2 separate regions of the Homo sapiens genome follow, and region 2 is linked to region 1. The links are chromatin loops, found by intact Hi-C in ENCODE. Cell type or tissue: Calu3. All regions are shown on one strand. Links, peaks and the distances in the headings refer to the core of each region. The heading gives the core; the rest is flanking DNA. Region 1 overlaps SLC41A2 (solute carrier family 41 member 2). Region 2 overlaps SLC41A2 (solute carrier family 41 member 2).

What was found. A loop is a pair of places that touch in the nucleus more often than their neighbours do. Peaks named below come from ENCODE experiments on the same cell type or tissue, not always from the same donor. Only the 100,000 strongest peaks of a DNase experiment are listed, where the experiment ranks them.
Region 2: a loop joins it to region 1, with 2.5 times the contacts of the local background. A loop is called at or near these places in 6 of 110 quality-filtered maps.

Annotation. Positions count from the first base shown.
Region 1 is chr12:104,949,231-104,955,979 of GRCh38, reverse strand. All of the region lies in intron 1 of SLC41A2 (solute carrier family 41 member 2), which reads left to right. Among named protein-coding and RNA genes, the nearest start is that of SLC41A2, 5.7 kb to the left of the region's middle. In Calu3, for the core only: no CTCF peak of the experiment used is centred there; DNase peaks (open chromatin) are centred at 2,446 and 2,899.
Region 2 is chr12:104,886,195-104,888,694 of GRCh38, reverse strand. It overlaps SLC41A2 (solute carrier family 41 member 2), which reads left to right. Exons shown (of 11, transcript NM_001352171.3): 6 at 2,256-2,402. Among named protein-coding and RNA genes, the nearest start is that of SLC41A2, 71 kb to the left of the region's middle. In Calu3, for the core only: no CTCF peak of the experiment used is centred there; no DNase peak of the experiment used is centred there.

The DNA.
Region 1 (6,749 bases), core at 1,910-4,409:
TGTTTAACTTCTCAGTAAAGTGGAGAATCTTGTTTTCTTAAGTTTGTGCAGTGTAGTTTTTATTACAATTATGTTCATGTGTGGGTGGTAAATAAATATTTTTGATGGCACTAAAGTTAAGAGCCACTTACAGCTAAATGAATGCTGCTGTGCTTATTTCATGGTTAATTTCCGAGCGCACACAAATTCAGCATCAGGTCTTTCATGGCCAAAAAAAAAAAAACCACTAAAAAGACCTGATGTTACCTCCCAGGAATTCAAACTCAATTTTCCACTGATCTAATATGATTGTTGTTAAAGAAAAAGATTATTCGATGATACTTGTTAAAATGTGGTAAAAAAAAGTCTATTCAGGACCATTGTGATAGGTAAAGGGACCATGGAATGGGATTTTGCAGTTTGGGAGGAAGACTAGGCTCAATTCTGAATACGGTGTGGGCAAATGGGAATTTATAGCCAAGGAGCAGTGTCATGGTCAGTGGACAGAAAAGTACTGAGAGGAAACACCGGGGGTAGTGGATATTCAGACCAAACCAACCTAACAGGATTCTTGCTGAAGACAGGCCAGAGTGATCAGACACCACCTGGGGGACAGTGGAAGCTGAGGAACCTAATCAGGTTGTGAGGGTAATCAGGTAGCGAGGGTAATCAGAAAGCGAGGGCCAGCTGGGTGCAGTGGTTCATGCTTGTAATCCCAGCACTTTGGGAGGCTGAGGCGGGCAGATCACCTGAGGTTGGGAGTTCGAGACCAGACTGGCCAACATGGTGAAACCCTGTCTCTCCTAAAAATACAAAAATTAGCCTGGTGTGCTGGCGGGCACCTGTAATCCCAGCTTCTCAGAAGGCTGAGGCAGGAGAATTGCTTGAACCCAGGAGGTGGTGGAAGTTGCAGTGAACCGAGATCACGCCACTGCACAGAGCAAAACTTCGTCTTAACTCAAAAAAAAAAAAAAAAAAAAAAAAGCAAGGGCCAAGAGTCAGGGGCTGTTGCTAAACTCACTTGACGAGGTTCTTTGATAAAACTGCATTTTACAAGGAAGTGCACAAATGGGCCTAGAAGGTTCAGGGGCCTGAGTAAAATTTCGTCAAGAAAAGAATCTTTCTCATTGTTGGAAAGTACACTTCCCAATTTCCAAAACTTTATAGAAAATACAAGTAAAGGTTTCCAAATGGAAATAATAGATAAGCAACTGATAAAAAGCATGTGAAGCATAGCCTAACTCTGCTTCAACCTATACATTACAAAATGATGGATATATGAATTAACCCTTTTATGCCACTGCCTTTATTTAGAAGAATGAGGCTGGTAATTTCGGGTTTATAACCCAAAATGTGTTTTTACTTTGTTTTAACTAATGAAATTATTATCAAACGTATTGAAAATATAAACTATCCAACCTAATATTGATTGTTACCAACTTACCCAATGGATATACAAATATCCTGCAGCTACAGATGTTTTCTCTGCCCGCTGGGGTTTTTAGTGGCGCTTATTGGGAAGGACTGAAAGTAGAGGGCAGTGACAATTGGGAATCGCTATGGAGATATCCCTGAGAAGTGATGGTCACAGCTGACCTGTCTCCTTTATGGTAGATGAGGGTAGGGACACTTTTTCTTCTCTCTGAACGTACTGCAGTTAGATTTATTTAGCTTAAAAATAACAAATACAGAAATATTTAGATGGAAATGACTAGAACTGTCAGTTATTCTATTTTAATGTGAATGGATTTAATCAGATTGCTTTCTTCTTGGTTAGCTACACTAAGGAAGTGGGAGTTTTGACTTGAGGAGGGATAGTAGATGTAAGTATTATGAGATCGTGGAACATTTTGGAATATTGGGCAAAGTTTGCCCTACTTCTAAAAGTGAGGATGTTAAAAAATGGAAAGCTTTAGATAGCATGAGGGATCTGAAAGATGAGAAAAGAAAAGCAAGAATGAAACAATTTGGAAGGAAAGATTGTAGGATATAAAGACAGATTCGACTTATTTAGACATTTTTGCCCAAGAAAAATGTCTAAATAGGAAAAGTGGAAACCTTTTCCTTCATTTGATCCCTCTTTCCTTTTGCCCCACCTTGCTGCTCCATGCTAACTGTTCTCCTAGGACCCAGAAATCAGACTGGGATTACTGTTGTTCATGTTGAAGCTTTCAAGTGTGCTAGTTACACCCCTTCTCTCTCCATATTCTAGTCAAATTGAGATCAGACTCAAGCCAGATAAGAATTTAAATACTATTAAAATAATAGTGTAATTTTCATTTCCGGTAAAGCTGGATTGGAGAACTGAGCTTAGACCCATGCTTACTGTTCTTTCTTAATTTACCTACCCAGATGAAACTGTTGCACCAGGAAATGGAAGGGAAAGTCCTGTCCTAAGGAGCTTATCTTATAGCAGTTAGAATGGAAAGGAAAACTTTCTCTCCTTGAGGGCACAGCAAGTCCAAGAAAGCCAGTGAGAGCTCACGGGTGGAGCCTGTCTGAACAGTTGACCTTTATACCTATCCTAGCAATTAGATAAGTCACTTTCCTGTGGGAGGAATTAGTGATGGGGGTGGAGAGAAAGAAAAGTGTTCCTTTAATCTTGTTTTCTCCTACTTAGAGGAGTGAAAGTTCTGTTGTCATTGCAGAGAGAAGTAAACAGCCATCCTCTCATAGTTAAGTATGTTATGGGAAATAAATAGTGTTTTGTAGGCTAGCCTAGGAACTAATTCACCATTTATAAAAATGAACTGACTGTATATTTTCCTTGGAAATAACTAAATCTCTTAGACACTTTTGAGTGATTATTTTATTGTGTAGTTAAATATATAGATTATTCAAGTCTATTTCCTTGTTTTACCAGTACTGGTTAAATATTTATGGAATGTCTAATACGTGACAGGCACTGGGCTAGGCTTTGGGATTCAGTGGTGAACAAGAATGGGTCCTTGCTCTAAGAGTTACAACCTAGAAAAACAGTTAGTACAAGTACCATTACGATAAAGCGTAATAAGCATTGGTTAAGTGTAGAGTGCTTTGGAACCACAGAAGAAGGAGAACTTATCTATGAGGGCCAGGGACATGGATGTTAAAGAGCTGAGATCTTAAGCTGAATAGGAAGTAGCTAGGTAAAAGGGAAGAGTGAGGTTGAGCAGAAGTGTTTTGAGCAAAAAGAACATGTGGAAAGGCCAAGAGGTGTGAGAATGTGGTACACTAAAGTGACATTTTTTTTCTTTAACTGCAGGCACCTACTAGTAGATTGTGAAAGCAAATTAGTGAGTTGTAATCCACATGTTTTTTAAAAGGAATACAATAGAAAATGAGGGTGTGCCACTCATAGATACTTACTGGATTGTAGGGGTAAGTAGGGGTGTTTATGCAGGATTTAGTTAACCTTATTAAAGAAGTTGGATTTATCTTAGAGGAAATGACAAATCATTGAAAAGTTCTAATCGGGGCCTGATTAGAGATCTTTAGAAAAAGGTCTCTTTGGGTACCTGGTCTTTCTTAACTCGGATGTAAACTTCAAATTCATTGGCCCAGCATTACAGGTATTCCAAAACCTGGTTCCAATCTATTTCTTGTAAAAAATCTTCCCACTATTTTTGTTATTGGAATTTCCCAGTTCATAAAGATTCGTTCGCCTAAGTACCTTTGCACCAAGACCAAAAGGTCTGTGAGAACAGATTTCACTTCTGTCCTTTAACATTGAGTCTCTGGCAACTAGTATAGTGCCTGGCTCACAATAGAGACTAAGCAAATCTTCGTTGATAGAGTCTAAATACCTTTAATATTAGGAACATTATGCAGTAGTAGACATGACGTTGCTGTTTCTGGTAATGTCTGCTTTGGGACAAAGAAAAAGTTTTCATTCAAATTTTTTTTCTCAGTTGAAATCATGTTAATGATAGAACTGCATACATTTATTAAAAAGATAATTTAACAGAGGGCATTCTTACATTGAAACAGTAGTAGAGATAATAAAAAGAACAATAAACATTGTGGTTTTGATGTTTTCCCAGGGAGTACAGTGACACAGATTGCTCACAGGAGCAGCCAATCCAGAAATCATTTCTGTTTTGTTTGAACTTAGAGGCATTCTCTGAGCACTCACCCAAAGGCAGTGTTAGAAAAATGGCTAAGGACAAAAGGAATAAATTATTAGGTTGGTGCAAAAGTAAGTGCAGTTTTTGCAATTAAAAGTAATGACAAAAACTGCAATTACTTTTGCACCAACCTAAATGGATGAAAATATATCAATCATATGAGCTTAATGAAGAATCAACAGAAAATAGATTTTGTTCTTACAAATGAAAATAGAACATCCATATACCCTAAAGAATTTACAAATAAGAATTTAATGATGTCAGTTTGTTGCCAGAGCATGATTCTACTGTCACAGTATTATGACTTCACAGAATTAAATTGTGAAACCCAACCATAAAGGAAAAATTCTTTCAGTGTTTGGTTCCGATCAGTGGTAAAAGAAGTTACGAACAGTTCATAAAAGGTAAGGAGATTTCAGTTCTGATTCAAATTTATCTTACTAAATTTTTGATTTGTGAAAAATTTTGCTCGTTAGTTTTTAAGTTAGGGTTTATGTATCTTAAACTGGAATGCCAAAATCAAATTTTGCTAATATGAGATGGCTTTTAAAAAGCACTCAGAGAATTTTATCTTTTTATATTCCACAGAGTCTTAATTTAAGTAGTACATTGTAGAACTAAATGGAAACTGTTAACTTGTATAAGTTTATCCTAAGGAAATAACTCTAAATATGGGAAAGTATTAGGCACAGAGATATTCATTTTCATTGCAATGTAATTTAGCCAAATAATGTCCTGCTATAGGGAAATTATTTACTAAAATATGGGAATCCATTTGAAAAAGTTTAACCATTAAAAATACTTTTTTAGAGCAATAGTTTCTTCCTGTTAATTACTTTTTAAATTAAAAAGTAAAAAGTACTCAAACAAAAGTTCAAATAATATAAAAATATGTAGAATCAAAAAAAGTGAAAATGATATTTCAATCTTGCTTTCTATTACTGCTTACCCCTCCCCCAGCCACCTCAATCTAGGCATACCCAGTTCCTTAGAGGTAAATGCTTTGAGCACTTTGTTATTAGCCTTGCAGATCTTTTTCTAATCCAGTGGTTTTTAAACCGAGAAGGAGTTTCAGGGTCTTCTCAAGTTGGGTAATATGGGGACCCAGTGGGTGGAAACCAGGGTGCTTCAATGGGTACTGCTTTGCTTTTACAAAACTGTTTTATATATTGGGATTTCACATAGGGTTTAATTTAAATAAAGGGTTCCTCTGCATTAAAAATAAAGGCTTAGCCAGCCACAGTTCCTGTAGTCCCAGCTATCTCAGGAGACTGAGGTGGTAGGGTGGCTTCAGTTCAGGAGTTCGTGACCAGCCTGGGAAAAGTAGTGAGACTGTGTTAGTCCGTTCTCACAGTGCTATAAAGAAATACCCAAGACTGGCTGATTTATAAAGGAAAGAGGTTTAATTGACTCACAGTTCCACATGGGGAGGCCTCAGGAAACTTACAGTCATGGCGGAAGGCGAAGGGGAAGCAAAGACCTTCTTCACATGGCAACAGGAGAGAGAGAAGTGTGAGGAGTGAAGGCAGAACAGTCCCTTATAAAACCATCAGATCTCATGAGAATTCACTCAAAATCATGAGAACAGCGTGGGGGAATCCAACCCCATGATCCAACCACCTCCTACCAGGTCTCTTCCTAGACACGTGGAGATTATGGGGATTACAATTCAAGATCAGATTTGGGTGGGGACACAACCAGAGCATATCAGAGACCCTGTCTCAAAATTAAAATAAATGAATAAATGGAAGTTATTTATTCTTCCTCATTTAGAACTGTCCTCATTTAGAAAACAAAGTCCTAAGCCCCATAGTCAGGCATTCCATGTCTTCCCCAAGTTTCTCATTTTGCTGCTTGGTCATATTGAATAGTCTACTCATACCTTCCCATTTTCCCATCAGTTTTCTGCCTGATTACCATTCACCTTGTTGAAAGGCACTTTTCCTTCTCTCCCCTCCCCACCTCCCCTCAATTTCTCTAAATCTTACCTGTTCTTAAAGGTTCAGTGCACCAGCCAGGCACAGTGGCTCACACCTGTAATCCCAGTACTTTGGGAGGCTGAGGCAGGCGGATCACCTGAGGTCGGGAGTTCGAGGCCAGCCTGACCAACGTGGAGAAACCTCGTCCTTACTAAAAATACAATATTAGCCGGGCGTGGTGGCACATGCCTGTAATCCCAGCTACTCAGGAGGCTGAGGCAGGAGAATTGCTTGAACCCAGGAGGCAGAGGTTGTGGTGAGCTGAGATCGTGCCATTGCACTCCAGCCTGGGCAACAAGAGCGAAACTCCGTCTAAAAAAAGAAAAAGTTTAGCTCACCATCATTTTGTTCATTCCTCCTTTCAACTTGTAGTTGGTGAACACTTACATTTTGTCTAATACTGTGTGGATAATTTGCAGAATTTGGTAGCAAAAGCTACAAAATTAAAGGATGATCTTTATGTAAATCTGTATGTAAATCTTTGTGTAAAGGATGATCTTAATGTAAATAAGTGAAATAATGTGTTATAAAGTAAGAGCATTCTGGGAGCAGGTACTAAAGTTATAAGTGTTCCCTTATTTCTTCCACACTGTTTTTTATATTGGTACTTATAAACAAGGCAATTTATGATATGATTACTTTTCTGGATCTTCAGAAAATATTTGTTCATTTATTTTACTTATTT
Region 2 (2,500 bases), core at 1-2,500, 65 kb after region 1:
TTGTCACTTGAGTAACAAGTGTTCCAGGAATTCTGGGTTTCAAAAGTCATCCTCTGTTGAAATTTTTTTGTTTCAGATTTCAAGAAAAATTTCTTCCCTGTTTCTGTGGCAATACAAATATAACCTTATACTTAAGATAGCATATTGTTGGCTATAGAATTTAAAGAGCCAGAAGGTTTTAAAAATTAACTACTTTAGAACTTTTATTTGGGTTATTTTTCTTTATATTTATTCGTATGAACTTTACACTAGAGAATTAGCTTATTGTGGAATCACAATCATAAAGACTTTGTTCTTTTTATTTTATAATTGCCATTTTCTTGCCCTTATATCACCAGCAAAGTTTAAAGTGGATTATTGTCATGTTAGGTGATCATACAATGCAGCTAACTTTTTTGGCTAGGTTCTGGGAATTTAGGGAATCTTATTAAAATTATAACTCGATTTCCAAAATATTTTCAAGCATTTTGTTTTAGTAGTTTAATTGTATCGGGGTAGTTTCTTGTCTTCATAAAGAATTACTATAGTTGAATGGAGTTAACATTGACCAAAGCAGAGTGAAGTTAAGCTATTGGAAAATTAAATTGTTGGTACAAAAATAATTATGCCATCAGCATGCTATTTTTTTAGGCTCATTTGCTTCTTTTTTCTTTCTGATTTTATTTCATTTAGAAAGTGTCATTTAAAATTTTTCAGTCTAACAAGTATTTGAAAGCTTTTCAAAACTATCCAAAATTCAGAATTTTAAAAAGTATTTGTTTAAAGCTTCTGACTTTGAATAATGTGTGTTCTAATTTTATGATAACTTGACCTTTATAAGCACTTTAGTATATGTAAAGTAGAAACTCTTAGCCATATTTGTAGGTGAGAAAACTTAGGTAAGGTGACTTGTCCAATCTCATCAACTTGTTACCAGCTGAATCAGAACTAAAACACGTTTCCTAACTCTTAGCTCTTTCCACTGGACTATGATACATACAAAATATTTGTTTTCAGTTGAAAAGATATAGATGGTACTATGTGTAGGAGAACTTCCCATATACATCTTCAAATGTGCTGATTTTGGAAAAAGATTCTAAGCGATTACATCTTGCCTGATTATTGCATAATGTATTTTTTTTAAAAAGTTTTCTGCTATAGCTTTTTTTCTTTTTCAATGATATTATGGGAAAGGTAAGTCTAGTAATTTAAAAAGCCTCCAGAATACTAAAATATAAGGCACTGTTTGATGCAAGACAAAAATTCTGCTTATTAAAATTTTGGCTTTAATAGGTAGAGTAAAAAACACTGGGCTAGAGTCACAAGCTATGTGACTTTAGGCAAGAATTTAAGCCCTACTCTACAGGACCTCAGTTTTATTATCTATAAAGTGAGTATGCTGGAACAAAAACATTTAGAGTCATTTTAACTCTAAAAGTGCTGTGAGATTCTGTTACTGTTTTTCTCCATAGCCATATTTAGGCTTTCATATTGATTTGTGGTTAGCACATTTAAAGTTTTCTCTTTACTACATCCTCTTAATGAGTATCTTGGTGTGACAAAATCTACACAATTTAGAGTGGATATAAATGTTAATAGTTTTATCCCATTTGTATAATTTAAGAAAATTAGGATGTAAAAGTACAAGTACACAGTTAAATTTTCATCTTCTATTCTCTCGTAGGTTTATAGACAGAAACTTCAGGTTTAAAGAATATCTTTTACAAAGACTGTTTCTTGTATTCTGGCCTTCAGTGTTTTAAAATTTAATTATGTCCTGCTGCTTAATACTTCAACGTCTTTAAGTAATAAAATGAAATAAGCATTTCTAGCTGCCATATGTAAACAAATCTGGTTTTGTTGGCCTTCTTCCCAGTTGTTGTACATATACATATGACTCACCTTTTTTTTTGATGTTTTCATACTTTATTTGAGGGTTAAAATTAAAACCTTTGGATTCAATACACACAAATACATTATATCTAAGATATACATGTCACTAAATCTGAAATTTTAGCTTTACCATAATTTTAGTAGCTTTCAGGCCTCTAAATACAATGCTGAACTTCTTAAATTTTCTATGATCCCCACTTGGAGTTTGTTGAAAGGCATTTTGCCAAAGCGTTAGAGTAAATGTTTTGTTTGCTTTAGTCAGCTTATCTAAGCAGTCTAACTGGAATTGATATGCTGTTTTTCTATCCTACACATTTTGGTATTTGGGGGATTGATTTTCTTTAAATCATAGCCTAAAAAGTAATGAACATTCTTTCTTCTAGGAATAATAATGGTTGGGGTTATCGTTGGTTCAAAGAAGACTGGTATAAATCCTGATAATGTTGCTACACCCATTGCTGCTAGTTTTGGCGACCTTATAACTCTTGCCATATTGGCTTGGATAAGTCAGGGCTTATACTCCTGTCTTGGTAAGTTGATTTAAAACTAAATATTGTGTGTTGTCTCAAGTCTCTTTAAATAAATATTGTTGCAGCAATGCCATGAATCCATGGTAGCCTTCATTTGC